Regions from separate parts of the Homo sapiens genome. Here region 2 is linked to region 1. The links are chromatin loops, found by intact Hi-C in ENCODE. Cell type or tissue: ovary. All regions are shown on one strand. Each heading gives the region's core, and the rest is flanking DNA. Links, peaks and the distances in the headings are about the cores only.

What was found. Hi-C counts contacts between places; a loop is a spot of excess contacts. Peaks named below come from ENCODE experiments on the same cell type or tissue, not always from the same donor. Only the 100,000 strongest peaks of a DNase experiment are listed, where the experiment ranks them.
Region 2: it touches region 1 in a loop (7-fold over the local background); 1 of 110 quality-filtered maps calls a loop at or near these places.

What each region holds. Positions count from the first base shown.
Region 1 is chr13:66,831,734-66,848,050 of GRCh38, forward strand. The region is part of intron 3 of PCDH9 (protocadherin 9); the gene reads right to left. All of the region lies in intron 1 of PCDH9-AS2 (PCDH9 antisense RNA 2), which reads left to right. Among named protein-coding and RNA genes, the nearest start is that of PCDH9-AS2, 15 kb to the left of the region's middle. In ovary, for the core only: no CTCF peak of the experiment used is centred there; a DNase peak (open chromatin) is centred at 3,568.
Region 2 is chr13:66,639,468-66,655,784 of GRCh38, forward strand. The region is part of intron 3 of PCDH9 (protocadherin 9); the gene reads right to left. All of the region lies in intron 2 of LOC105370247 (a long non-coding RNA gene), which reads left to right. Among named protein-coding and RNA genes, the nearest start is that of PCDH9-AS2, 180 kb to the right of the region's middle. In ovary, for the core only: no CTCF peak of the experiment used is centred there; no DNase peak of the experiment used is centred there.

The sequences.
Region 1 (16,317 bases), core at 786-5,785:
TTTTCAACCTCAGATTTATAATGTGAGTCACCAGGTTAGTATTTTGGGGTTACAATTAGTGGGGAGCATTTAAGTATGGATTTTACCCTAGTATAAGAAGATGACACTCAGCATCTGGGACAACACTGTTTATAGAATTACAAGTCACAAGTGTAATAAAAACTGTGGAAAAAAAAGTGCCAAAATGTCTGCATAATTCCTTATAAATCATTTTTTTAGGGGACATAACATTGGGAAATGATTTCAAATACATTCTTTGTCTTTTCCTACAGCTGTGTGCCTGTATTGGGTACAGACCAAAACATAGGAGGCCACTACAGTTTTCAGAGTTAAAGGATGACAGTAACTAATCAACTACCTAAAAAAATTTCTCTTTGACATAATAACAGCACAACCAGGGAACATTGCTAGCTGAGAGGAACAAAATTCAATTCAAGATTAAAAAATTAATGATTATAAATAAAAATTGCATAGTTTGTTTTCAACAGAACTGGAATTTATAATAAATGTATGCCGTATGACGTTTTATAGAGTTGAATTTACTCTATTTAAATGTGATTAATAACTGAAACAGAATTAGAATATTCTTACATTTAGTGAGGTATCTAAAACACACTGCAAAAATTTACACACTTTAACTCTCTAAAATACCACGTTTTTCCCTACATTTTATCTTGAATAATGATAAATTATAATAATTATTAACACTTTATAGACATTTATGCAAAATCAAATCTCTACAAAATATGAATATTTTATAGAAATATTTTTCAAACACATCTATATATGTGTATATTGAGTATACACATGCACAGATATGCATGAATAAGTATATTAAGAATGAGTAATCGTTATCCATTTACAACCTCATTATATATTTTCCTCCATATGGGATGATACCATCTGGATACATTTAGGTTACAATGCATAAATGGCTTTCCCAAATATTCAATAAAACAAAATTTAAAATGTATATATTTTTCCGTGATTGGAATCCTATCAAATAGCTGTTAATGTCAATTCAGAGATGTTTAACCATTAGCTTAAATCAGATGATTAACAAATGTTTCTCTGGTCCTGTGCACTACCAAGATCTTGAGTCACTATGATACGATACCAGTTATATACTAATCATAAATAGCACTGAACTTATTTCTACTACCCCCTGTATTCCTCCTCTACTACCTATACTTGCAGATGGAACCAACATGCCCCAAATTGCTCTGGCTCTGAATCTTAGTGTCCCACCTCTTCACATCATAACAGAATCAGCTGTCAACTCTATTTCTATCTCAAAGTTTTCCTTTCTTTTCATTCTCATTGTCCATATTTTAAATCGTATACTCTACCATGTGGTCTCGTAGCCAACAAGTATTTACCCTTCCTAACAATCCTGCCCGTTAATGCCAGGTACATGTACCTTGAGGAGAGCTATGCTGCTCTAACCTTGCTACTCTAATGTTGTTACTGATTTCTCAGAGTAACATTACATAATATGCCCAAACTTATTTCCTTTCTTTCTTCTAACAAAACGGGACTGAATCTCTTCATTGGATTCCATATCTTGTCTTGTTCACACTGATACCTTTGACTTCTCTCGGTCCTTTATTTGTATTTCTATATGTGTAAATTCAGCTTGTTTTCAGTCTGACATGCCAGCTCCTCCATACATTTCATTTGATCCTCTTTCCACCCCAGGGCAGAGGGTACCCTAATATTGTCTTCCTCACTCACTCTGTACGTCTCTGGTACATAACATTCTATGTTTTCTATACTGACAGTGTAGCTGTCCTTCTTATTTAGGGAGTGGAATCACATTGGAATTGGGCACAATTTCTCATCTTTGTAGTCTTCACAATGTCTAAAGATTATATTTACAAGGGCATGTGATAGAAACCTAATTTTTAATGGGTGAATAATTGAAATATAGTAATTTTGACATTTCTCCCTATTTCTTCCTATAGTTTGAGTTTAAGTTAACAACTTCATATAGAAAAAAAATCAAATGTTTGCAGAATAGGCATTTATGAGTATATGATCATTAGTTTCCAGATTTAAACCTTGGAGAGGACGAAGAAACCAGTTTTATAAATTTGTAATTTAAGCAAATTATTTACTGTGCTATTTAGGAAAATATGGATAGTAGCCAATCAGTGACAGAAATGACTTGTCTATGACCTGTGCTGGTTGAATAGCTGATAATGAGCTGGCAAACACTGAAGTTCATTGAAACTGCTACCAAAATATCTGTTTCTATGGGGAGAAAAAACTTTTGTAGAATGAAAAAAATCTAATTTATAAATCAATTTTTTGCAATATGGCACACTTCATATATACATAATCTTTATACATTGATGTCCCTTCAACATTTGTTTGGCAACTTGTTATTTGTTATCCTGAATATAATTTTATATACCTATGGTCTTTTTTTTTTTTTTTTTTGAGACAGAGTCTCACTCTATTGCCAAGGCTGGAGGGCAGTGGTGCAGTCTTGGCTCACTGCAAACTCCGTCCCCCGAGCTCAAGCAATTTTCATGCCTCAGCCTCCTGAGTAGCTGGGATTACAGAAGCCCACCACCACATCCAGCTAATTTTTGTACTTTTAGTAGAGACGGCCAGGCTGGTCTCAAACTGCTGACCTCAGGTGATCCACCCGCCTCGGCCTCCCAGAGTGCTTGGATTACAGTCATGAGCCACCACTCCCAGCCCCTGATGGTCTTTTGGTTTCTGAACTTTTCAAGGAATGCATTTTATACAACTGTACCCAAAATTACTATTTATAGATATCTTAAACATTGTAGAATCTCACAAAAACACTAGAATGCTTTCGAACCCTTGGACATTTGCTTTGAAGGAAGTACAAGGTAGTATACTGTATTGTTCATATATGTAGCTATTTAACACTAACTGTAAGATGCCAATTCATTGCACATTGGGGAATCTAAAAATTAACCTTTCTGGTTGTGTTTCAGCTAGAACACTCTATGAAAAGAAATATAGCAAAGAATCAAAATGCATAATGTTTACTCAAATGCCACTAATATTTAAATACATCTGTAAGTGAAGCTTCCTACTGATCCACTTAACACTTCAGCAAAAGGCTAATGAACCATGGAACGCTTTGCTCCTCTTCCTAACCTGGATGCTATGTTTAAGAGAATGCTCTCTTTTAAGTAATAGCAGGAATACTATTTAAGTTGAGGTCAGAAAATATCTATCTAGTTAGCTAAGTTTTAAACTTAAAAACAATAACCTAAATAATTGGGACAGATCCATAATCATTACAGAAGTTTATTTACATATGCAGGCTTTACTGGGCTTGGTTCTGTGGAGAGACAGAATCCAAGGACAAGGCCTGGTATGTCCTGAGGACTGACTACCAAATTGACATAGTCACTGAAGACAATCGTCAGCCAGGCCTAGTTCCAATGGGAAACAATTTCCTCTGGCAGCTTTTAAAGTCTGTTTTTGTAGGAAATTGCCTCTTGGAGCATATAAAGCTAATTCATGGCGGTTCCCAGAACTCCCGCACACCCGGCTGGAGCTCCCCTGTGGATGAGGCTGTCTTGTTGACATAATCGAGCTCGGCTCTTGGCAAAGCTCCAGCTGTTTGTGTGGAGCCAGTCAGATTAGGCTGAAAGCCTCTAAATCTTCCAAAGTGTCCCCAGGAAGGGAATATAAAATGGTGATGGTGATATGGCAAGACCCAGGGAACACAGCAAAGTCACGACATTTGTATTTGGGTCTGTCATTGTGATTAAATAACACAGAATTTGTTAGTAGATTTAGCAGAGGTCACGACACAAAAGTGATGGATGATCTGCAGTTCTATTTTTGCCCACTGAATCTGTGTTATATGCCGGGTTAACTTTTCTTTGGGGATTTGTTATGGTGCTACAAAACCTGTCCTCCTGCTAACCACCCAACAATTTTTTTTTATGCTAGAATGTCTATAAACATCTGAATTAATACATTTACAACCAATGGACTTCATTTCTTTGGCATGAAAAGTATTAGAAGACTGTTATATATTATACAACTGAAAGAGAGGACTGCTTTTAATTTGACTATCCTCTCCCCATTCCGTTTAATACATACTTATTAAAGATTGTCAAGGGCAAAAAATGTTATTTACCTCAATTATAAAAAGCAAGCATGAAAAAAACTTAAATATGACCCTAGACACTTAATTTGAGATAAAAGTTAAAAATCAAAAGCATATCATTTTAAAATATAAAAGAACCAGCATATCTTTTTCCAGGTGTGAGAAATACCAAAGTTTGAACATTAAAGTAATATTAAGTGAGTTGAAACATGAGAAACAAAGAAAGCAGCAGCTATACACAGAATAGATAGAAATAAAAATGAGAAAAACATTTAGTCACATGGGGAAACAAAGTTGAAATAAAGTGTATATTTGTTTGAATTTGATATTGTCCACAATAGTGGACACTGAAGTTCAAAACAAAAAGCAATTTCTCTTATACTCTTGACCCCTCTTTCTCGATAATCAAAATCTGACATGAGACCTCTCCCCAGTAGTTTAGGATAAATTTGACGACTGGAGATTCAATAATCTTTATGTTATCCAAATTTTACTAACTATCCTTCTTTTATCATATTCCTTCCTTGTTTAAATATTATTTTCATGTATTTTTTTAAAAAATTACATAATGTTCCTTTTGTTTGAAATGTCTTGCTGATACCTAGTCTTATCTGCCTATCAAACTTGACCCTCTTAATAATTCCGTTCAATTTCCTTTCTTTGTTGTATCTTCACCTCAATCCTACACTTAACAGGAGCAGAAGTTAAATCTATTCTCTGTGCACCTACATCAGCACTCATTTCACTAAGCAGTAATTTTTACTTTTAATCTGTGTTATCCAACAAAAACTGAGCTGTTTGAAACCAGAAATGCCATTTTCCCCAACTTTTGCTATATTGTTGTCTAGAAGAGTTTCTAGGGCTTTGTGGAAATTGAGTAATGTTTCCTAATAAATCCATCAGGGACTTGCCTTGTTTCTGACTTTCCGTATGTTACAATCGGTGGGTAAAAGTAAAATCCTCGGTCAGATTTTCTTTTCTTGAATTCCAGATCTCTGATGTACCATCTGGAATAAGTGACTTTTTTGAGCTTCAAAACTTTCCTATAAAATAGTCTACCTCATGTAGTTCTACCAGAGGAATAACAGCGCTCGAGTACAAAATTTGCTTAGAAAAGCTCCAGTATTTAAAATGTGCCCAAGTATACGCTAAAAATCAGCACCCTCCCCATCACCTCTTGTCAGCATCCACATAAGAGACCACCTGTGTGGAAACAATGAGGATTTCCTTGGCATATGTTCTCACGCATGGATGGAATTGCTAGGTTATAGAACATGCTGAATTTCTGAAGGTCAACTGCTTCAGCTTGCACTTTTGAGGTATACTGTTAGCTGATGCTTTTTATTTTAAAAATTTTCTTCCTTAATTCCAAAATCTCCCCAAAATGAGTTCTCTTTTGAGTTTCTCTTTATTTTGTACTTAATAAATACAGAGCATTTAAAATTTCCCAGGTCCTTTTCTGAATGTTCCACGAGTGTTAATTCCCTTGGTCTTCATGAAGTAAGGTACTGTTAGTGGCTTCGTTTTACAGTGGGGAAAAGTGAGGAATGAAGAAGTTAACTGACCTGCCCACAACGAGGCAAAAACATACGGTGGAGCGGGAGCAGCCTGGCTCCAAAGACCCTGCCCACGACCGCTGCGTTCCTCTGCGCCAACTCTGAGTTGTTCTGCCTTTTTAATGACTTTACTGCCCTCCTTTCCTTTACTCTCTTTTCCTTGTCCCTTTCTGCTTCCCTTCTCTAAATTAAGTAACGAGGAAGGGAAGGAGGAGAACAACACTGTGTAGGGGACAGAAAACTTTCATTTCTTTCTGTTCTTATTTCCAATGTCGCTCTGCTCTGATTCCTACTAAGAAAAAGTGCAAAATATTTCAATTCTTTATGCCCAAATGACTTTCTCGTTAAAAAACGACCTTTCCAGTCATCTTTGTGTAACTATGAGGTATTGGTAATATTTTCATCAAATAGGCTTCAAGGAGATAAAAGCACTCCCCAGGCAATAGAGTTTCAGGACACAACTGCCAAACACACACCCAGGGGAATGAACACAGGGTTTCTTCCTCTCCCATTTCAATCAAAGAGTGCCAGGAAACGCAATGGTAATAAGAAGATGATATAAATGAAATTGAACACTAAATTTTCACTGAAATATAAAGAAAAAAATTTAACATCAAAAATTAAAATTAAAGCATAAAAAATTTAAAATGAAATTAATCCACTATATCAAATTTTCCAGTTTTGTACTTTTTACCATGACTTCCAGGTTTCTAAATATGTATTCATGTTACAGAACATATATTTCATTCTATAATATTTTTTTCTCCCCTTTATTCTTCTGCAAACCTCAACAACTCATTACAGTCTAACTGGAAAGCTATTTCCATTTTCTTCTTGAAAGGTCTCTTTGGGTACACTGTAGACATTTGAGAAATGTAGACCAGCAAAATCAACTGAGTAGTACCATGCACATTACACTTAATATTTGCAGGAGTATTTTTATTTCCCTTAATCTTTAAAAATATTCAATTCTTTTTTTAAAAAAAAAATTCATTGTCAGTGCAGTTATTTGGAAAAAAATAAGGTCTGAATTGTCTATAAATAAAATAAATACTTTGTACACATTCATATATCCATTAAGAATAATGTTAAATTTAGCCAGGTTTTCAAAAGAGAACCTGCTCTGATATTAATAGCTAAAATGTATTTGATATATTTTACAAGCTTTTGTTCTACTTCATTAAAATTAAACCAATATTAACACAATTTTTCATGCTAGCATGAAAAACTCTGGTACATAAAAACCCATGTGAATGTTTGCATTTTAATATTACAGTCGAAATAAAATGTATGAGTTTATAGCCATGTCTTATTACAAACACAGTTAAATATAAGTGTTGTGACTTTATTCTTTTTTTCATTTAAAAGGAAAACATGATGTACTAGAATTATTTAGAGCAACTCATTTCTCTCTTCTGCTTATAATGTATGATGCACTAATCTCTAGTAACAGACTTTTATTCAAAAGGGAGAAACGATCACTTTAAAAATAATGTCACTTATTTAAATAATTCAGAACCAAAAAAAGGCACTGCAAATACATTTTGAACTAGTGCAAAGAAACTAACTCCCTCAAATGATTATCCAATCTGTGCTTTTGTAAAGTGAAAAACATAATAATGAAATTTTAATCAGTTTCCTAATACATTTTGTATAAACATTATTTATTCCAAAAGACAGAGTATTAAAAAAACTTTAAAAATAATATTATAAAATTTTCAACATACTGATGTTCAAAAATATCATCTTATAGAATATTCTGAGATATATATATATAATATTATGTAACTTATTAATGTGCAACAATCACTTTGTATTTTTTAGGTCCAACTAGACATCTCTCTTTCTTGCACTCCAGTTTCTTGCTTCTGAAAAATTACCTTACATTGTCTCTAGATATCTCAACAGAATTTCCAAGATATGATGTCCCAATTTTAAAAAATGTATCCCCAAATCTATCGTTTTCTTTTCTCTAGTGTCTTTCCTCTTTTACTAATGGCAAAGCATTTCTAGTCAGTCAGGCTACAGATACCTAGGTCATTTTCTAGTTTTTGCTTCATACTTCACGGAGTGTGGCAGCCAGTCACGCCAGCTACGCCTCTGAAACGTCTTCCTGTGCGATGGGTACTTGCAGTGGCCTTTGCCATTTTCTTCTTCAGTTCAGGTATCTTACCTGCATATTTTAACAAGCTTTATCTTCATCTCCCTGTCTCCACTTCTGCATTTTCAGATGTACTTACTATCATATTATCAATCATTTTTCAAAAATACCTCTCTGATACCGTCAGTCATGCAGTCCTCTGCCCGAGTTAGCTAATTAGCCCTTCTTGTCTCCACCAGGGCTTAGAGTTCTGATGTGCATCGTAAAGCTCTTGACTGGTGTGCTATCCCACCTCCAAACACTTGTCAATTATTTTTCACTGCCACCCTAGTCCTCACATTCTCAGGGATTGCCTGGGGTTCTGAAAAAAACTGAAAAGAATAGTTGGAACTATGAAGTAGCCATTCATCATATTTTCTGATTCACAACTATTCAAATATTCTTCTTTCATATTTTGCCTTCTTGATCTGACTTCATGAGACTTTTGCCTAAAAATCTTAGTGCCATGGACACTGCATTTGGGCATCTCACTCCACCTGGACAGGTTGTTGGCCATTCCTAGGATGTGGTCAATTCCCTTAGCCCTTGTGGTGCTCTGTTCACACCATCTCTTCCCACAATAGTCAAGCCACTGAGGGCCCAATATACCCATACAAAAGTCTGTTAAACAATATTAAAAAAAATCTAGCACCATTTTCTGAATACTGAATATATCCTCTAATATGGAATCAACTACTCAAAGATCTTTTATATTACATTAGAAAGGTAGTATTTCTTTTCAAAGCAAAAACTGGCTCTTGAATAGAGTTGTAATCAGAATTAGATAACTTGGAGATTCCTTTTGCATTTGCAAGTATTTGGAAAATAAAAATATAGTTAAATATTCAAATACATCTTGACTTATTCATGGGCATTGATATGTTTATGTAAGGTTAATTATTTAATCAAAATAATTTAAAATAATTTGACAAGAGAATTATACAGAGAACCCTGTTTTATTTAACGTATCTATCTTATTCTGTGTAACCCTTACTATATACAATCATGTAACGAAGTTAAAGATAAAACATTCTCTACTAAATAACTACCAGAATTTTATATTGACTTGTGCAGCAACAAAGCACTTGCAAGGAGGCAAAAACCTAAACTGTTGAGAGAATGGGAGCTGTGCTATAGGAATGGCTCTAATTTCACTCTAGTAGGGCAGTTTTTCCATATGCTACATTGAGTATTTCTGTTGTACATCTGTTGCATGACAAACATAAAATGGTTGGGTTCACTATCAATTATAGGCTGGAACAAGTAAGATTTCAATTACAACAGGAGAGCAAAACAGCTGGGAAATCCCCGAAGGGAGGTGCAAGAACCAAGGGGGTGAAGCAGGCATCATAATGGTACATTGCACACTACTAATTAGAGAGAGATGAAGTCAAGTTAAAAGAAAATATACCCCTGGATGCTCTGTTTTGTAGAAGCCATTTGGGTACTGAAAACGGTACCTCGGTGGCTTGTCTCTCTGAATTCTCATGTAATTGTTGCCTCATGAGCAGCTTAAATAAAAACTGTAGCATGAAGGTATGTTATTTTTTAAGGATAATTTATTTTTCAAAAAATAAATGTGATTAAATCTAAGCATTTCTGTAATATCCAAATTTATTAAAAGACAGATAGCTTTAAAAGGTAGCAAAATTTAAAAATGAAGAAAATGACGATGAGTTTTACAACAGCCTACAGCCACCTAAATAAGGAATGCATAAATATAGGCACATATAAAAGTCTTCTTGACAAACATATGTATGAAAAAATCAGGGATCGTTCTACTACTATGTGTACTCCATGAAAATTATGTGATTTCCCCCCACGCTTGTTTTTCATGTTTAACTAAGTGAACTAGAAGCAGTGAAAATTAAAACAGCATAATATGCTATTGAAAATAAATTCTTTTCTCACATAGTTAAGATCAAGGGATATAATTAGGAATTAGCTATAGGTTATAAAATGTTAAGCAATTTAAACAGCAAATTTTCTCTTTCATTTTTATACTCAACATATTTCATAACAATAAAGAAAACAAGAATAATAATAATTTTAAAATGATGCCATATTTGAAAAGTCTGATCTATAACCCATTCCATCCACTTTTGTTGGAGATTCACTTTTGTTGAGCTATGTGAATATCTTACATAACAATATCAAATATAATAAAAATTATTATTTTGACAAATGTTAATGGAAACACTAATGTTTACTTTGTAGCTCAAAAATGGCTGCTATGAAAAATGGAGGGTTTAACATAAATGTGAAGTTTTATCTGGAGTCCTCCCACAATGATTCTATTGCTTTATTTTTCCTACTAGAAAAGTACTTGGGAAAATATACAATCATGGCATTAGTTCCGGTAAAAGTGATTATGGGATCAGTTAAGACAATGTGAGAAAAACTATGACATTCCAAAAGGAGAAATTACAGATGTTAGAGAACAGCTGGAGGTGAGGATGAGGGGAGGGAGAATCTAGCATAACTCCAGGATTCTTAGCTTGGGAAATTAGGAGCAGAAAAGGTAGGAGAGAATTTAATAGGAATATTAGCATAGACTTCTCTAGGCACACAATATGATACTTTACTAACATCAAATGTAGCTTCATTTAACTTCATAATTTAAAATTATGTTTTTCCTTAATTTTTCTTATACATGGTATGGTCATTTTTGAAATCCAATAAATCCTCATATAGTCACCTTTATGTCTGAGGGCAACATCTGCTACAAAATAATTTACCTATGACCTAAGTCTTATTTAAACATTATACTGAAAAAGAAAATTTATTTCCCTTACTTGCTCTCCCTATGTATACATAGTAAATTAATTCTAATGTGGTTCAAATCCCACTCCTGAAAGCTATCTGCATTGAACAGAAAAGTGTAATTCTTGGCCCCTCTTCCTCTCTCGCCCTTTTCCTTTGAAACTTTTTTTAGGCTTTGTATGAGACTTCCAAAAAAGCCCAGCATGGGTCCCATTGACGATTTGACCTCTTTTAGCCCCCAAAATTCTGTGTTATTTTCCTCATATTATAGAAATAGGGACATTTCATCTCTTTTCTGAACTTAGAATAGCATAAAATTACTTCCAATTTGTGAATAAAATGACAAAATAGCATCAATTTTTGTATACATCAGTGTTTTTGTAATGACATTAACTGTTAATCCTAAGATTTCAAAAATAAGAATAAAATATCATCTCCTGTTTTGGGTAATGGGAATTCAATATTATAAAACTATTCCAAGCACTAATGAAGAGGGAAAGTAATGAATTGGATGAGGGTGAAGGGAGTGATTTTCTTTTCAGATCTGGTAGTGTGAGATGTCTCTCTAACTCAGATATATAGGAAGGAATCAGGCAGTGTTTCAAAATTAAATTCAGAAACATGCCCAGCCTCTATGGAAACCACGAAAGAAGGGCTCTGTATGACAGGCAACAGCAAAATTGCAGCTGCTGAGATTGTGTGTGTAGCCAAGTGCCACTTCACTCTTGATCTATGTTAAGCTGACTGAAGGAAGAAAATCAATTACTATCGGCAGTGAACTTCAGGTAGACCCAGGTTTGAGATGCCAGCTACACACAGGTGTGTGCCCTCAGCAAAGATAATTCTGACTGAACATTCATTAAGAAGGGGTGCTACTGTATTCCCTGCTTTGAGATTTAAGTGGTTGTATTTTACATGTAGACAGAGACAGATGGAAAAGCCCAAATATTGTAAACCTCCCAACATCACCAACAAAAATATCTGCCTTTACTAGTTAAAACTTTTCTAGAAGACTAGGTCTATTAAAGAAGTATTCAGCTACACACATGCACATACATACACACACACACACACACATATACATGCAATTACACACACGTTATAAAATGCTCTGGTGAACACAGTCTAAACTTATTAAAATTAAAATACAAAGGCCACATGTATTGAATATTTGCTGTTGCCTTCAGACTGGAATCCACTTCATTTATTCTAGTAACAGTGTCCAAATTTGCTCCGGACAAACGTCTTCACCTTCAGTCTCTGAATCTGAGGCCAAGGACAAGCAAGGCCCATTAGAAACAGCACCTTCTGTCCTCACAGACACTAATATTTGTTCAGGGATGGCCTTGTGGCTCATTTTCATAGGGAGATGGGGTGAATATCACAGCTAATGTGTACACTCTGGAGAAGACTGCATGCTGAGAACATATGAGCTGGGCCTACTTCTGGGGCCCCATAGCAAAGTCTTTCAAAGGAACAACCCAGAGGAATGAGGTTAAGAGATGGTACCTGCTGGTGACAGTGTTTGGCTCTGAAATGAATGTATCCAAACTACAAGTCAACAAGTGTCCTTATAAATGCCCTTTTGGGGTGATATCATGTATGTAAGTGCATTCAGGGCTTAAATTACCAAACTTACTTCTGTGGTGTCCAATGCATGATGGAACGAGTAGACCTGACTCTAAAATGTAGCAATACTTCACTTTCTAATACATTTTTTTTTCAAGAATATCTGAGCAACTACTGACAAAATGAAAAATGGGGAGTGAGTAGTGTGTGGAAAATCTGTGATTGAGTTCAGTTCTCAATCTAGTTAATTTAGAGAGGAAACCCTACAAATATTCAAATTACGATTTAATCCTGTATTTGATTTTATTTTCCAAATTCTTCATATTCAACACCATAAAAAAGATTAGTTTCTAGCATGAATCAGTGGATAAAATTTCAGAGAAATAAGACAAGAATATACTCCCAAACACTACAAACGGCATGAAAGTCCCTAAAATTGGCCAGGCACAGTGGCTTACTCCTGTAATCTCAGCACTTTGGGAAGCCGAGGCGAGTGGATCCCGAGGTCAGGAGTTCAAGACCAACCAGGCCAACATGGTGAAATCCTGTCTCTACTAAAAACACAAAAAATAGCTGGGCATGGTGGGGGGTGCCTGCAATCCCAGCTACTCAGGAGTGTGAGGCAGGAGAATCATTTGAACCTGGGAGGTGGAGGTTGCAGTGAGCCGAGATCGTGCCACTGCACTCTAGCCAGGGTGACAGGGCGAGACTCTGTCTCAAAAAAAAAAAAAAAGTCCCTAAAATTGACATAACCTAAGTAGCACGGTAACCATGAGTATCCAGCCTGTAAGAATTCTTTGTAAAGTGGAGAATGTCTAAAACTTATATTTCATGCAATGGTTGTTTTGGTTATTAGAGAAGTTACCTCATCCTGCCACATGTCCATGTTTTTGAAGTAATTTAGTCCAAAAAAGAAAAATAAAATCCAAAAAGCACTTCTCATATTCTTATAGAATCTTAGGTAGCACGTTCATACTCTCTAGGGCAAAGAAAATAAAATGTTAAAAGAAAGCCCAAAAGCCACGAGCATATTGTTTAGGGAAACTTGGGGTGTTGCTTCACCAGCCAGAAAACTCTATGGCCACTGGTGCCTTTGCCTGAGTTTTGCTTGTCTGGATGAGTCTGGGTTTTTTACGGGTTTCAGAGGGGAAAAGTGTATGCTGACTCGTCCATAGGCAGCCATGGGTGGGCCTGAAAAAAGAGCCATAAGTTCTCACTCCAGTCTGCAGCCAGGCCCCCAGCCTTCAAGCCGCCCTGGCTTGAAGGTGGGGCTTCACGAGGGACCTGCCCCTTTCTGCCCAGGAACCTGTCTGCCTCCGACCGCTGTTCATAGTGCCCAGGCTTATGCTAAGGGGCAGCTGTAGGCCAGTGCCAAGCTGCCCTCAGCCCCACTTCAGCCTCCCTCCCATGCTCATCGGTGCCCAAAGTCCAGAGGGGGCTGAGGCAGCAGGGAGCTGGCATCTCAGCGCTGCCGTGAGCGTGTGTTCACCTGGCCAGGTTGTGACAGCGCCCTGGATCAGCCTCACCTTTGCTTTGAGATCTGGCGCGGGAAGCAGGGAGAGGCTAAGCAGCAGGACCAGGCATTTCTGAGCCCGTGTGGGCAGGGAGGCTTCCTGGGTCCCCAAGAGTGAAGAGATGCCTGGGTCCACAGCCATGGGTTGGGTGGCTATAGCTGCGACTGGGAAGTCAGGGATCCTGCCTGCTCCCGGCCCCCAAGTGCACAGGGATGCCTGGATCCACAGCGCTAGCTTGGGCAGCAGCCGCTGCACCTAGGAGGGCAGTGCTCCTGCTTGCTCCGTGGAGGACACAGTGCCAACTGCACCTCCCTCACTGCAGCTGGCATCACGGCAGTGGCTGCTCCATATGGGCCGCCACTGCCATCAATACTTTTGCCATAGGTTGTGGAACAATTCCCCAAAAAGGAAAATGTTAAGTTCTCAAACTCAATGTGTCCCTCATAGTTAAATGTAACTTATAGCTTTGTGTATTATTTTAATACTACTACTAATAATAAATAGTTACAACATGCATAAATATACTTTATCATATAAACACACACATATGGGCCTTTCAAGACACAGATTAAGCTGGTAAATATGTATTTACATACTTCAAGTGGGGATCAGTACAATGATAGCTGATAATGTCATCCATGTATTTAGAGAGTTTAAAATATGGATTATCAACAAGATGGGCCATAACATTTCTACTGAGGCCATTACAATCCAGGATGTAAACACACATAGATAATGCAGGGGGAAAAAAAGACCAAAAAAAAAAAAAAAACAGCTTATATACAAGCAGTGAATTAAAGCTTTCTGGGAGCTAAATACAGGATACTGGTATATATTTAGAAAATGATTTGTAAAGAACTTGGAAAAAAATTACTAAACACGTAATACCTTTTCAATAGCAAAACCAAATTTTGTTTTGTCTAAATATGCAAGGAAATCTCAAATGTCAATAAAAATTAGTTAACATATTTTGTTAATAAGCAGATTTCAATCTCGCTGACTGATAGAATATATGAATGCCTTTTTTCACTACCAACATGTTGACCAGATGTTTTTTTAGCCACCTAAAATACTAGAAGTGGAAAACAATTAAATCACCTAAAATAATGTAAATATTTCTTTCATATTTTTAAAAACTGTATTTTTAGGAATATGATTCATATTGTTTGTCTTGTGAGAGTTATTACATTCCTTTTTCTTTATTTTTCTCTTGCTTTATATTTTATCTTCGCTTTCCTTCTCGTTCACTTCTTGCCAGAAATAAAATTATTATTCACTGTATTAAGCTAGAGTCCCTTTGTATCAGGTGAATATCCATCTCTGAAAAACATATGCCTATGACTAAGAAAGTTTTTTAAACACTGAGCAAAATTATCAACAATTTTTAAAGTATATTTTCTTTTCCTTGATTTTCTATGCAAAGGCTGTAATAGTAAAACTTGCTATGAAAGAGAACAAAATCTTCCTCTGGGCATTCTATCAATCTCTCTCCCTTTCTCATAATACACACACACACACACACACACACAAACACACACAGAGTATATCACTAAATCCAGTTTTTCCTGATAAATAAGATAACTTATTAAAAGCTGATTTCAAAATTCAAATGAATGATTTCCCCCATTTTTCTGATCAGGTAAATAAATAAATATTAGAAACTAGACACACAAAATAAAAATATGTCTAAATAACACATCTTCTAAGTTGAATACACTAAACCTATTAAGTAACCTCTCTTTTAGAAAAGATTTGCATTAATGTTGTCACCAAAAAGATTGATTTAAAATCATTTTCATACACCTAAATATTCATGTAAAGCATTCAAGTTGTTTCTTTAATAAAATTGATTCCATAATAGGTTGTTTTCCTTTTTACTGTGATTATAAGCCATTTTAAAGTAAGACATTTGCTATTTCACACCAACAAGTTTTTATAAAATACATTTCTATTTGTATGTATTTAAACTGAATATCCCCCCTTATGAGGGGGATGTGTTCTAAGATCCCTAGTGGGTGCCTGAAACTGCAGGGGTTTTTTCTCCTGTACATACATACATAATAAAGTTTATAAGTTAGGCACAGTAAGAGATTAATGACAATAACTAATAATAAAATAGAAAATTCTAACAACATACAGTTCAACAATTTCACAAATAGAAGATTCATTCTTACAGATCTTAGCAATCTCAGCATACTATTTTTTTCCTTGTTAATTCCAGAGCTTTCACCTATTAACTTAAAAGGAAGCATTTTATGACGTCTTTTCGACATATCTGAAGTGCCAGCATCACTACTCATGAGCTTTGGGGGCCATTATTCAGTAAAATAAAAGTTACTTGAACACAATCATTGCAATACTGCAGGTCAATCTTCTACTAAGTGACTAACGAGCAGGCAGCATATAGAGCCCAGAGACAGAAGATGCACAGGCCACATGGGATGGAGCAGGACAGTGTGAGATTTCATCACGCTACTCAGAGGCGGCAACGTAAAAGTTATTGTTTATTTCCAAAATTTTCCATACAATATATTCAAATGGTGGTTGACCATGGGTAACTGAATCTCCAGAAAGGGAAATCTTTTATAAGAGGAGCCATTATGATTATTTGTGTATTTGTGTATGTGTGTTTATGTTTTTAGTTTGATTCTTCCACTATCTCTGATTTCT
Region 2 (16,317 bases), core at 6,070-11,069, 190 kb before region 1:
AGTCTACTGTAATTTGACATTTGTTTCTTGTGATTTCAGTTAACTAGCATCTATCATGTGAAAAAACAATTGGTATCTTTAAGAAACTTGAGAGAAAAGTATACCCTATACTCCTTTTGGGTGTAGTCTTGGTGCTTGAATTTAAACATTTGAAACAAACATAAAACAAAAAACTCTCCTTCACATCTTTTTCTCCTGTGGGACATTAGAGAAAAAAGAAAGTTCTGAATCAACTTCCCTTTATGGTTTGGGGACATCGCCCCACCCTTATAAGTCTCCTCAGGGGTTCAAAGCAAACAGAGAGGATTAAAAATTGTCTGCATTGTTGGTGATTTGCTTCTTATATTCTTGTTTATTAGTTCCTGCTATCAGAAAAGTCCTCAACCTATTTCTCATTGCCCAGTAGGAATGTGGTACTTTATCTGAGCACACGAAATATAAAATGACTACATTAAACAGGAGCAGCTGTTCCTGAATCTGCAAGCAGAATTTTGCATCTATTAATGATATGTACAGAAATATGGAGGAAAAAACCCAGCAAGAGTCCTTTCCAATTTAGTTTTCTAGAAAAAACAAATCCAAATGAGAAAGTAAGTTACCCTTACCATATTTACAAAATCAGAATACATGATGGCTGTAGCAATTTAATTAGAAATTACATTAAATTATCACTATTATTAGATAAATATATAGACATCACAGATACAACATACGGTTTTAGAAAAAGGAGGCTTTACTTTGGATAACAAAGTATCACCACAAAATGTGTGATAAACCTCTTGTCAATATTTATAACAAAAATGGAATCTGATTCAGTGTCTACTACTCAAGAATTTGTCTCAGTTCCCTGTAGCAGATTTTACAAAAGAAGTAATGGGAATCACCCTAGCATTCCCCTTGTTAATAATTCTCCATACAAAGTAAGACTTTTAAAACCAAAGTAGGCCACGTTTTTAAAGTAAGTTGCAGCTTTTAGGACATAGCCCCAATTTTATACAATAATTAACCTCAGACTATGGCCAGACTGGTAAAAAAGTTTAAACAGTCACGCACCCATGCAAAGACACACACACACACACACACACACACACACATCCAAACATGCTTTAAACTGTCCTCATGTATTGCTGAAAAGGGAAAAGATTGTAATTACCTAGTAAGAATGAAAACTAGTAATTCAAGCCTTTAAAGGACAGATAATGTTATTCCAAGTTAGAGAATGAAACACAAATAGAGGGGTTGAAGAAGTGATCTCGGCAGAAAGTCTCTGAGAAGTACGATTACTGTACAATAAGGTTGTTTAAAAAATGCTCATGACGGATTGTTAATTTGCACCTATAATGTAGCATAATCTGTTTCAACTGATCTTGTGTCACACAATGCAGTTTTGTTTCATTTATTTAACTTTTGGATTTTTTTTTTCTTTTTTATGGAGTCTCACTCTGTCTCCCAGGCTGGAGTGTAATGGCACAATCTCGGCTCACTGCAACCTCTGCCTCCCGGGTTCGAGCAATTCTCCGGCCTCAGCCTCCCGAGTAGTGGGATTACAGGTGCTTCCCATTGCATTCAGCTAATTTTTGTATTTTTAGTAGAGATGGAGTTTCGCCATGTTGGCCAGCTAGGCTGGTCTCAAACTCCTGACCTCAAAAGTAGTGAAGGAGTTAAGAAGCTCCTTCCAGTAGTCCTAGATCATGTAATGGAGATCTATCACTGACAGATCATGGATTATGATTAATTCTGAGCCATCAGTCACATCTTTTTCAGCAAAAAAAGAAAAATGTCAATGGGAATGATGTACCCCTGTAGCACAGCTTTCTAGTCTATGATTCAAGGAGACAGCCATATAACTATTAATTAGCATAGGATTCACAAAAACAAGCAGTCACGTTAAAGAACTTGATCCTCTTCAGTAGGTTAATGGGAGGATTAATTTGTATGGAGAAAGTGCATGGTCATGCATAGTCTACAAAATGTAGGTAAAGATCCTAATTACACTCGCAGTGTATGGAAATATGTGCGTGCAAGAACAGAACATGACAATGAGACTATTGACAAATTACCGCATTCTCTCCTCCAGGCTCTACTAAAAGCATGACATGTATTTGAGAAATGTTTTCCAGAATTGAGGAGAGAGGGGAAACAACAGATATGGAAGGGACTGTCTCTAGCCATATAGAACACACAAAAAAGCATCCTTTGAATTTCATCTTAAATCTTAGACTTATTAATGCATGATATGAAGGGACAGATAGATGATGGATGGACAGAGAGATATAGGTAGTTAAGTAGATAGAAATATCGATATGGGTTGACTATCCAATGCAAAACTGTGTCTGTATTTAACTACCAAATAAAAAAAGAAAGTTACAAAAAATTCATGTATTTCTTCTTAGTAATGGTATTGTGAAAAATGTTTGTATTGTGAAGTGCAAGCATATTCTAACTGGCCTTCTTTTAATTTTCTCAAAGGGTTTCAATGAAAATATTGTTTGCAGTTGAAATATTTTGATTAGAAATGTGTAATATTCAAGCACTATTTATTTACTTCCAGTTATGTAAGTGAGGAATAAAATAAAGATACTTTTAAGATATAGATAAAATGTATATATACATTTGTGAGCATATGTATAGGTATCTATATATTCATGTAACAAAACTGATGCACAAATACCAATACAAACATGCTATATGTGTCTTAAAATGTGGAATTTATATTTTTAGACAGTAAAATTGTCAAACATATCTGAGATCTTTACTTATTAATGTTGAAAATAAAATCCAAACTTTATTAACTTAATCTCAGAAAGCCTAAATTAATGAAGATAAATTCTGATATATGTTATAGTCCAAAAAAGGCCTTTTTGGCTATGTTTGGTGCTATGTAACATATAGCCTGACCAGGTAACAAAAAATTATTTGTTTAGAAATATTTCATTGAGTGTAGAATTCATCATATGCAATTGTGGTTATAAGATGAGAAAAACACATCCTGAATTAACAGAAATCTTATAAAGTATCTATTCTGTTCTTTATTAGGTACTTAATGATTCATATGCTATGGCAGTAACACCACTAGATTTTTTAAAGTTTTCAAATTTATGGTTTTGAATTGTTTTGAAACCTTGCATATTATACGACACAGCCTCAAGGTGTCAACACTTTGCCTTTCACGACCTGATTTTATTTTTTCAAACACCTAAAATACATTAGAAGTAGTGAACAGTATTTTTTAAAAAAAGAAATCATAAAGTAAAAATGGCACATTTTCTTCAGTAGCTTAAAAATTATATTTGAGGAATTCCAATATAATTGGAATTCCATTAGAAAAGTGGAATTCCAAATATTTTGAGAAATCACAATATTAAGGGTAGCTACGAATGAGGGCAAATTTGAAGGACAGCACTTATTTAAATGCATAATTTCTGTTCTTTAAATAAAGATCAGTCTCAATTTTATTCTCAACTTATATGCAGAAATGTTCTTTTTGGCTCATAAATTTAGTAATAATAATAAAGGCAGTATGGTATGAGAGAATGCGATGAATAATGATAGACTTCATAAGCGGTTTTGAATCATAGAAATCTGAGAAAAAGCTTATAAAACAAGTTTCCAACATACAAATTGAAAAGTAACATTCAGATATGGAAATAATATCAAGATATTTTGGGAAGTTTTAATAAACATTAATCAGTAGATGGAAAAACACTGATGACCTGATAAGCTGGAGGAAAATATGTTTTAAGCCTCTCTTGCTTTAAAAAATATAATATGTAACTACCTACTCTACTCAGCTAGAATCAGAGTCCTTATAATGATCTTAAGGAAACAGAGAAACTAACCCAGTTGGAATAAACATGAATAAGATTTTATATCTCTTTTCTCCCGGGTAGAGGAGTCTTTGTTCTGAACAGTCGAAGTAGCTGGACTTCATTTTTTTTTAATCCACCTATTATTTCAGACAGTCACTGTGACTTTGAGCCTGATATTTGAAACAAAAATCACTCCTACATTTCAGCGATAACCGCTACTTGCCCTATGGCTTTTTAGTTAGTCTGTCCTTTGAAAACATTACCGAGTCACCTATCTCAGTTATTTGTGCACTAAGGATAATTTGTTTCTTCTGGATACAAATATAAAATTCAAACGTATGTCAAGAACTTCTATATGTCAAAAGCTTCTGTAAGTTTAGGTAGCTTCTGTAAAATGCTGAATTGTACTAAAAAATGTAGTTACTTTAGAAGGCATGACACTCTCAAACATTATGTTCTAAATGTGGATAGAGCAATCTAGAAGGTAAACATCCTAAAATAGTAGCAATATGTTTTTTGAAGATAAAAATGTAAACACCAGTAAGTTCTCTTGACTCTAAGATCTAAAGGATATACACAGAATTGCCTTCTAATTTTTGTCTAGGGCAGAGAGGGAAAGATAGTTTCCAAATAAAACATGTACAAAATTTCCCACACCTGGAGGGAACTTACTGTCTAACACAATTTGCCCTATGCATTAAAATTTAAGAACAATAAGACAGCCTGCAATTAGAAAAAATACATTAAATTTTCTAAAATTTATACATAGGCTCACAAATATCAGAAACATATTATTGTATGTATATAATGTTAAAGATGATGAACAAATTGCTAGCCTGAAATGACTTTTTCAATGAAATTATTAGAGTCAACAATTGCTTAAACATGTGTATTTAAACAAAATGGAGGATAAATACAATACATAATTAAAAGAAATATTTTATTATCTAGGGTATAAAAAAACATGATAAGTTAACACTAACATTAACTATGAATTTTATTAATAAAAAATGCATCAATACTGGCTCATCATATGTAACAGATGCTACACTCATGCAAAATGTTAAATCGTAGGGAAAACTGTGTTCAATAAGACAGTGTATATAAGAATTCTTTGTACTTTGGGCACAATTTTTCTGTAAACCTAAAACTGCCCTAAAAATAGTCTTAAAAAAAGATTAGAAAGAGGAAGTAGACAAACTTTTGTAGTAAAAATAACAGACTTCGGGCAATTTTCAAATCATTTAAATGATAGCACTGTTCAATATTATGTTGAATCTTACTTCTATTGAGCTTGTGTGCATGCATGCATGTGTGTTAGTGATATAGATAATTATGTATCATCATTCTTATATTTAGCTCTGAATGGGCCATTTTACATCAGTCATCAAGGCTCTATATTCACATAATTACATATATTTCAAAAAAAAGTACTTCTGCTTCCACAAATTTGTAATTGTGGTCCTCAATTGTCCTCGGCTTCTATTTTTTAATTTTTTAAACAGTATAGACTTTAAAGTTTCTACATTAAATAGCCATTTAAAAATATTTTATAATGATTTAAACAAATGTTTATTCTCCAAGAGACATATTTCAGAGAGCTAACTTCATGAAGATGAAATGAAATGCTCCTCATATTAGAAAATAATTCTGATCTAGTTCATGTCCTGGTCTGACAGATGGAAGAAGATAGATGATGGCACTTTGAGAATTAAGAAATCACCTTTCCTGGAACAGATCATAGAGCGTACTGTCTGTAGAAGGCATCTTATCTGAGGCTTTACCAGCTGATAAAGCACATAGAGAATGCAGTTCAGACATCTTGTTTTATCACTGACTTTTCATAAATATGAAAATCTAGAAGAGTTTCATCAGATTTGCAGTTTGGGTGATAACCAATCAAACGCAGCAGTTCAGCAATATTAGTTACTAAGAAACTCTGATAGAAAAAAGTTATTTTAGTGCATGAGTATGATCTTATGACCCCTTCCTCCTCCCCATCACCCATGCATATAATCTCCCGTAGTGTTTGCAGGGCAAAACTGTTAGAAGAAAAAAGTACAATCATAGTGTTTCTGGTAAAAGAAGAAGTTGAAAATCAACAATTTGAGATATAAATATATTTTAGCAACATTGTTTTAAAACTTCCAATCTGTTCTCCTTACTAATTTCATTACTAGTTTCCAAACTGCATGCGAGAGACATTCATATTAAAAAAATAGAGTACAAGAGAAAGTAGCTAAATTATGAGTCCTTATAAAACTGATATTTCTAAAACTAAAACATAAAAAGAATTTGAAAACGTGGAAAATGCCTGCTAAAATAGAAGGATATAAGATACACTTGTAAATGTGGAGAAAATATTCTAGGATAGAAGAGTTTAAGAAAAGTTGAGACTCCCTAGAGCTCTTTAGTCAGCTATTCAACAAACATTGTTGATCACCTACTTTCTATCAGAGACCCTGTTAGATATTGAGATTTTTGTCAATCAAGACTGGTACAGTCTCTCCATTCATAATGTTTATAAAGTAGTAAATGAAATAGAATAGAACCAGTAATTACAAATGAAATAGGTATTATGAAGAAGAAATTCAGGGTACAATAGAAATAAGTAACAGAAAGATCCAATCTATACAGGGAAGTCTTCCAGTAAGGGATATAGCAGGACATGAAGGGCCACTTGGCTTACACTGGGAGGCTACAATTCAAAGTCCCACTAGCTTATAATTCTATGCAAAACAATGAAATAATAACTCTACAAAAGCCGCCTCTTGTCAGCTTTGTTTGAATTCCTGTGTGGAACACAAACTCTGTATCCCTGGAATAAAACTAACAAGAAAGATTCTAGATGTTACTGAAACATGTTTCCCAAAGCTTCTAGAGTTCTCTTATTTTTACTCTGTCCCTCTAAATACATTAACATAAACAGAGATGTAGTGATGTTTACCTTTTCAGGATTGAATTATTAAGTTGCAATAATGCTGGGTGCTTAATAATGGTATCCTGATACACTTCCATTGTTTCTTTTCAGATTTCTTAATATAGCTGGGATTTTCACTGTATTTTCTGAAATTATTATCAAAATCATACATTAAGAAAATTATGACCAGCTATAGCTAGAAATATAAATTTCTAAAAGGCAGGAACCATGTCTTATTTGAATTGATATATCTAGCACTTCACATCATGCTTAGCACACGACAAGAAATATGTGTTGAATGAAAATATACAACCATGTACATAATCAGAAACTATTTTTTCCTTAATGACAGTAAAATGAAATAACTGACTTGACTTCATTTTTCTTAACATGAAAAACTGTTACTTATCTGCTCAGAAAAAAATACTGAAAAGAGAGATGGAGCAAGATGGCTGAATAGAAGCCTTCACCAATCGTCTTCTACACAGAACATCAAATTGAATAACTATCCACACAAAAAAAGCACCTTCATAAAAACCAAAAGTCAAGTGAATGATCACAGGACTTGGTTTTAACTTTATATCATTGAAAGAGGCGTTGAAGAGGGGTAGAAAAGAAACTCTTGAATTGCCAACACCACCCTTCTTCCATGCCCCAGCAGTGGCTTTGTGGTGTGGAGACAGTATCTGTACACTTGAGGGAGGGAGAGCGCAGTGATTGTGAGACTTTGCATTGGAACTCGGTGCTGCCCTGTCACAGTGGAAAGCAACACTGGGCAGAACTCAGCCAGTGCCCATGGAGAGAACATTTAGACCAGCCCTAGCCAGAGGGGAATCACCCATCAAGTGAGTTCCAGCAAGCTTTGCCACCAAGACCTAAAGTGCTCTGGAGTGCTAAATAAACTTGAAAGGCAGTCTAGGCCACAGGGACTGCAATTCCTAACCAAATTCTGATGCTATTCTGGGCTTGAAGCCCAGTGGACTTGGGGAGTAGGTGACTTAGTGAGACACCAGCCAGGGTTTCCAAGGAAATGCTTGCACTATCCTCCCCCATCCCCAGGCTGTACAGCTTGCGGCTCCAGGGGAGACTTCCTCCTTTTACTTGAGGTGAGGAGAGGGAAGAGTAAACAGGACTTTGTCTTGCAACTTGCTTACAAGCTCAACCATAGTAGGATAGAGCACCAGGCAGAGTCTTGAGGCCCCCAATCCAGGCCCTAGCTCCCAGATGACATTTCTAGATACTCCCTGGGCCAAAAGGAAAACTGCTGTCTTGAAGGGAAGGACCCAGTCCTGGCAAGGTTAATCACCTGCTGACTAAAGAGCCCTTGGGTCCTGAATAATCAGCAGCGGTAGCCAGGTAGTACTCACCATGGCCCTTGGGTGAAACTCAGAGATGTGTTGGCTTCAGCTGTGACCGAGAACATTCCCAGCTGTGGTGGCTATGGGAGAGAAAAATCTTTCTGCTTGAGAAGGTGGGAGAGAAGAGTAAAGGGGGCTTTGTCTTGCAGCTTATGTACCAGCTCAACCACAGTAGGATAAAACATCAAGTGGGTTCTTGGGTTCTCTGATTTCAGGCATTGGCTGTTAGACAGCATTTCTCTACCTGCCCTGGGCTAGAGGGGAGCCCATTGCCTTGAAGGGAGTGTCTCATACTCACGAGCATTCACCAGAAGCTGACTGAAGAGCCCTTGGGCCTTGAGTGAACATCAGTGGTAAGCAGGCAGTACCTGCTGTGGGCCTGGGGAAGAGACGGCCAGGGGGAGAAATTCTACTACTTGTGGAAAGGAGAAGAAAGGGTGGGAAAATCTTGTCTTTTGGCTTGGGTGCCAGCTCAACCACAGTAAAATAGTGCACCAGAGAGATTCCTAAGGTTTTCAATTCCAGGCTTTGGCTTCCAGACAACATCCCTGAATCTGCCTGGAGCCAAGATAAACTCAATGCTCTGAAGAGAAGGACACAACCTAGTTGGCTTTGCCACCTGCTGACTGTACAGTGCTAGAGACTTGGGCAAACATAGGTGGTACCCAGGCAGTGGTTACTGCAGGCTGGGGGTGAGACCCAGTGCTATGCTGGCTTCAGGTCTGAACCAGTGCAGTCACAGTGGTTGGGTGGCCACAGGAGTGCTTGAGTCACCCCTCCTCCAGCACCAGGCAGCTCAGCACAAAGAGAGAGACTCCATTTGTTCAGGAGAAAGTAAGGGAAGAGAACAAGATTTTCTGCCTGTAATCCAGAGAATTCTTCTGGACCTTATCGTAGACCACCAAGGTGGTACCTTCAAAAGTCAGCAAGAGCCACAGTGTTACTGACCTTGGGGTGCCCCCTAATGCAGATGCAGCTGCAATAATCAAAAACTTAGGTCACAACACCCAACTCCCTTGGAATACCTGGAAAGCCTTTCCAACAAGGATGGGTACACAAAAGCCCAGACTGTGAAGACTGCAATAAATACCTAACTTTTCAATGCCCGGAGACCAACAAACATTCTCAAGTATCAAGACCATCCAAGAAAATCTCACCTCACTAAAAAAAACTAAAAAAGGCATCAAGGATCAATCCTGGAGAGACAGAGATATTTGACCTTCCAGACAGAGATTCAAAATAGCTATTTTTAGGAAAGTCAGTGAAATTCAAAATGACACAGAGAAGAAATTCAGAATCCTACCAGATATATTTAACAGAAAGTCTGAAAAAATTTTAAAAAACCAAGCATAATGCAATTGACATACTAAACAATGTGTCAGAGTCTCTTAACAGTAGAAGATCAAGCAGAAGAATTAGTGAGCTTGAAGACATGCTACTTAAAAATACACTGTCAGAAGAGACAAAAAACGAATGAATAAAAAAGATTGAAGCCTTCCTACAAGATCTAGAAAATGGCCTAAAAAGGGCACATCTAAGATTTGTTGGTCTTAAAGAGGAGGTGGGGTTTGGGGGAGAAGGTTATTCAAAGGGATAATTACTGTAAACTTCCCTAACATAGAGAAACATATCAATATTCAAGTAAAATAAGGTTATATCAGAGCACCAAGTAGATTTAACTCAAATAAGACTACTTCAAGACACTTAATAATCAAATTGTCAAAGGCCAAGGATAAAGAAAGGATCTAAAAACAGCAAGAGAAAAGAAAAGTATGAGACAATGGAGCTCCAATACATCTGGCAAAAGACTCTTCAGTGGAAACCCTATAGGCTAGGAGAGAGTGGCATGACATATTTGAAGTGCAAAAGAAAAAAAAACTTTTATCCTAGAACAGTATATCAAACAAAAACATCCTTCAAACATGAAGGACAAATAAAGAGTTTCCCAGAAAAACAAAAGCTAAGGGATTTCATCAACACCAGACCTGCCCTAAAAGAAATGCTAAAGGGAATTCTTCAGTCAGAGAGAAAAGGATACTAATGAGCAATACAAAATCATCTGAAGATACAAAACTTACTGGTAATAGTAAGTAACGGAAAAACACAGCATTTTATAACACTGTTCTTGCGGTGTTTAAACTACTCATTTCTTGAGTAGAAAGACTAGAAGGTGAATTGATCAAAAATAATAACTACAGTCACATTTCAAGACATCAATGGTACAAAAAGATATAAATAGAAAAAACAAAAAGGTAAAAAGCAGTGGGGCAAAGTTAAAGTGTAGAGTTTTTATTAGTTTCTTCTTCACTCACTTGTTTGTTTCCTTAGACAATCCGTGTTAGTTATCATTATTTTACAATAATGCATTATAAGATATTATTTGGAAGCCTCATAGTAACCTCAAATTAAAAAAAAAACACAAACACACAACAGATACAAAAAAATAAAAAGCAAGGAATTCAAACATACCACCATAGAAAACCACCTTCAGTAAAAGGAAGATAGGAAGGAAGAAAAGAAAGAAGAGAAGGCCACAAAACAACCAGAATACAACAAATGGCAGGAGTAAATCTTTACTTACCAATAATAACATTGACTGTAAATGAACTAAACTGTCCAATCAAAAAAAATAGAGTAGCTGAATGAAAAAATAAGAACCAATGATCTGTTGCCTGCAATAAACACACGTCACCTATAAAGACACACCTAGACTGAAAATAAAGGGATAGGAAAAGTCATTCTATGCAAATGGAAACTAAAAAAGAACAGAGTAGCAGTATTTGTATCAAACAGATTTAAAGACAAAAACTCTAAAAGAGATGCAGAAGAGCATTATATAATGATAAAGGGGCCAATTCAGCAAGAGTATATACCAATTGTAAATATATATGTACTCAGCACTGGAGCACCCAGATTTATAAAACAAATATTATTACAGCTAAAGAAAGAGATAGACCTCAATACAATAATAGCTAGAGACTTCAACACCCCACTTTCAACATTGAAAAGATCAACCAGACAGAAAATCAACAAAGAGTAAGGGGACGTTGTCTTGCAAAGTCCCCTTCACAGTGGACTTAGTATACCCTATAGACCAATTGAACTTAATGTACACTATAGACCAAAAGGGCCTAATAGATATTATATAATATTTCATCCAACAGCTGCAAAATACACATTATTCTCCTCAGTACATGAATCATTCTCAAGGGTAGACCATATATCAGGCCACAAGACAAGTCTCAAAAATATAAAAAAACATTGAAATTATATCAAGTATCTTCTCTGATCACAATAGAATAAAACTAGAAATCAATAACATGAGGAATTTGAAAACTATACAAATACATGAAAATTAAATAATACATGCCTGAATGACCAGGGGGTGAGTGAAGAAATTAAGAAGGAAATTTTTTAAGTTCTTGAAACACATAATTATGGAAACACAACATACCAAAACCTATGCGATACAGCAAAAACAATACCCAAAGTAAAATTTATAGGTATAAGTGCCTACATCAAAAAAGCAGAAAAACTTCAAGTAAACAACCTAAAAATGCATCTTAGAGAACTAGAAAAGAAAGACCAAAGTGAACCTAAGTTAGTAGAAGAAAAAAAATAATACAGATCAGAGGAGAAATAAATGAAAAAAAGTACAATTGATCAATCAAACAAAAAAGTGTTTTTTAAATAAAATCCACAAACCTTTAGCCAGACCAAAAAGAAAAGAGAGAAGACCCAAATAAATAAATTAGAGATGAAAACTGAGACATTACCACTGATACAACAGAATCAAAGATCTAGAGGTTAATATGAGCAACTATGTGCCAATAAATTGGAAAACCTAGAGGAAATGAATAAATTCCCAGACACATACAACCTACAAAGATTGAACCATGAAGAAATCCAAAACCTGAACATACCTATAACAAGTAATGAGATCAAAGCTGTAATAAAGTACTAAAAAGTCTCCCAGCAAAGAAAAGCCTAAGACCCAATGATTTCACCATTGAATTTTACTAAACATTTATTTAAAGAACTAATACCAATCTGACTAAAACTATTCCAAAAAATAGATGAGGAAGGAATGCTTCCAAACTCATTCCATGAGGCCAATTTTACACTGATACCAAAACCTGACAAAAACACATTAAAAACAGAAAACTATAAGCCAATATCCCTGATGAACATTGATGCAAATATCCTCAACAAAATGCTAGCAAATCAAGTTCAACAACACATTAAAGGTAACTCATTATGACCCAGTGAGATTTATCCCAGGGATGTAATAATGGTTCAATATATGCAAATTGCTCAATGTGATACATCATCTCAAGAGAATGAAGAGCACAAACCATAACATCCTTTCAACTGGTGCTGAAAAAGCTTTTGATAAAGTTCAATACCCTTTATGATAAAAACACTCAAAAAACTGGGTAGAGAAATAACGTACCGCAATACAATAAAACCATATATGACAGACCCAGAGCTAGTGTCATACTGAATGGAGAAAACCGAAAACCTTTCCTCTAAGATTTGGAAGAAGGATGCCCATCTTCATCACTGTTATTCAACATATTACTGAAAATCCTAGTTAGAACAATTACACAAGAGAAATAAATAAAGGGCATCCACACTGGAAAGGAAGAAGCCAATTACCCTTGTTTGCAGATAAAGAACCTAAAGACTCAATCAAAAAATGATTAGAACTGATAAAGTCAGTAAAGCTGCAGGATACAAAATTAATATATAGAAATCAGTAGCATTTATTTATGCCAACAGTGAACAATCTGAAAAAGAAATCAAGAAAATAATCCCATGTACGACAACCACAAATAAAATAACATACTTAGGATTTAACTTAACCAAAGAATGGAAAGATATCTTCAATGAAAACTGTAAAACATTGATAAAAGAAATTAAAGAGGTCACACAAAAAAGGAAAGATATCTATGTTCATGAATTGGAAGAATCAATATTGTTAAAATGTACATACTACCTAAAGTAATATACAAAGTTGGTTCAATCTGTAAAAAAAAAAAATCCAATGATATTCTTCACAAAAAACAATTTTAAAAAGTCCTAAAATGTATATGGAACCACAAATTACCCAAACCAATCCTGAGCAAAAATAAGAAAACTGGAGGAATCACATTATCTGACTTCAAATTATACTACAAAGCTATAGTATCCAAAATAGCATGGTATTGGCATGAAAACAGGCACATTTACCAATTGAATAGAATAGAGAACAAATGGAGAAACAAAATAGAGACACAAATCCATACATCCACAGTGAACTCATTTTTGACAAAGGTATCAAGAACATACATTGAGGGAAAGGATAGTCTCTTCAATAAAAGATGCCATGAAAACTGCATATCCACATGCAGAAGAATGAAACTAGATTTCTATCTCTTGCCACATACAAACATCAAATAAAAATGTATTAAAGACTTAAATCTAAGACCCCAAACCATGAAACTATTAAAGAAAACACTGGGGAAACTCTGCTGGACAGTGGTATGGGCAAAGATTTCTTAATAATACCCTACAAGCACAGACAAACAAAGCAAAAATAGACAAATGAGATCACATCAAGTTAAAAAGCTTCTTCACAGCAAAGGAAAGTCTGTTTCCTTTGTTGTCTAACAAAGTGAAGAGACAGTCCACTGAATGAGAGAAAATATTGGCAAACTATCCATCTGACAAGGGCTTAACAACCAGACTATATAAGGAGCTCAAACAAGTCAACAGGAAAAAAACCCTATTAATCTGATTGTAAAATGGTCAAAAGATCTGAATAGACATTTCTCAAAAGAAGACATACATATGGCAAACAGGTAAATGAAAAGGTGCTCAACATCATTGATCATCAGAGAAATGTACATCAAAACTACAATGAGATATCATCTCACCCCAGTTAAAATGGCATTTTTCCAAAAGACAGGCCATAACAAAATGCTGGCGAGGTTGTGGAGAATAGGGAACCCTGGTACACTGTTGGTGGGAATGTAAATTAGCACAATCACTATGGAGAACAGTTTGGAGGTCCCTCAAAAAAGTAAAAATAGAGCTACCATATGATCCAGCAATCCCTCTGTGAGGTATATACCCAAAAGAAAGAAAATCGCCGGGCACGGTGGCTCATGCCTATAATCCCAGCAGTTTGGGAGGCCGAGGTTGGCGGATCATGAGGTCAGGAGACCCAGACCATCCTGGCTAACACACTGAAACCCCGTCTCTACTAAAAATACAAAAAAATTAGCTAGGCGTGGTGGCGGGCTCCTGTAGTCCCAGCTACTTGGCAGGCTGAGGCAGGAGAATGGCTTGAACCCGGGAGGCAGAGCTTGCAGTGAGCTGAGATCGTGCCACTGCACTCCAGCCTGGGCGACAAAGCGAGACTCCGTCTCAAAATTAAAAAAAAAAAAATAGAAAGAAAATCAGTATGTCAAAGAGACATCTGCACTCCCATGTTTATTGCAGCACTATTCACAATCGCAAGGATCCAGGATCAACCTGAAGTGTCCATCAGCACCCAATATGTGGTACATAAACACAATGGAATATTACTCAGATAAAAAAGAATGAGATCCCATCACTTGCAACAACATGGATGGAACTGGAAGTTATTATATTAAGTGAAATAAGCCAGGCACAGAAATACAAACTTCAAATGTTCTCACTTATCTGTGGGAGCTAAAAATCAAAACAATAGAACTCATGGAGATAGAGCGTAGAAGAATGGTTACCAGGGGCTGGTAAGGGTAGTGGTGGGGGTGGAGACATGGGGATGGTTAATGGGTACAAAAATATAATTAGAAAGGATGAATATAATCTAGTATTCCATAGCACAACAGGGAAACTACAGTCAACAATAATTTATTGTATATTTTAGAATTACTATAAGAGTATAATTAGATCACTTACAACACAAATAAAGGATAAACACTTGAGGTGAGGGATACCCAGTTATCCTGATGTGATTATTAAGCATTGTATACCTGTATCAAAATCTTATGTACCCTATAAATATGTGCACCTACTGTGTACACACAAAAATTAAAAATTAAAAATTAAATACTGAAAATTCATTTGAGTTGACATATAGAAAAAAAGACAAACAGATATACTTGTTGTTTGTTGTTGTCTGTTTGTTTGTTTGTTTGGTGACAGACTCTCTCACTGTCACCCAAGCTGGGTGCAGTGGCATGACGACCTCAGCTCACTGCAGCCTTTGACCTCTTGAGTTCAAGCAATCCTCCCACCTTAGCTTCCCAAGTAGTTGGGACTACAGGGGTATGCCACAATGCTCAGGTAATTTTTGTTTTTGTTTTTGTTTTTGTTTTTTTGTAGAGACGGGGTTTTGCCATGTTGCCCAGGCTGGTCCCTAACTCCTAAGCTCAAGCAATACACTCACCTTGGCCTACCAAAGTGCTAGGATTATAGGGGTGAGCCACCATACCCTGTGGCATTTTTTTTTTAAATAATTAAAAAATGATTCTGTAGAAGTGTTGATTGTCTGAAAGGAGTTTTCCTGAAGGCCTTTCAACAAGTTGCATTTATGCTCAGAATGTCTTCTTTTCTGGGAACTACAGAAGACAAAAAAAATGGAAAAGAAAATAAAGAATCACAGCCTGAATTTCAACCATGAAAAACAGTAGTTAAGAGTGAGTGAGTACTGTGTGACAAATGGTAAAACTCTTTTTCTGATCATGGGTAAAATAAAATAAGGCCCAAAAGAGCTGTACAGAATAAGGACTAGAAAGGAGAAAAGTGCTTTCCAGCATTTCTTTATTCTCACATGGGAAAATATTTAAATATTAATAATTTTAAATAATAAAATTCTTAATGTTAAGGACTATTCAATGCAATGAAATGCTGAAATAAGGCAATTTTGGCTAGAATATTTTCCAATGTAATCTTTTTAATGTGCTTTTTCTTCATATAAAGTCAGTCCTTTAAAATATTTAGCTTAACTATATTTTTAAAATTATAATGCATGAATTTAATATAATCTGAGTGTAAAATGATTTATCAAGGGAATATATATATTTATAAAAAGTGTTAAGACAAATAAGGCTTAGCAATATTAAAATCCTAAAAATTATCATTGTACAAGTTATTTCTTAAGCATTTTGTCGATGAATAATTTGTTGCTATGGTAATTTGTAGGTATATTTTGACACAGCAAGAATGATATCTTTTGCTTAAATCAAAAAACATCCTA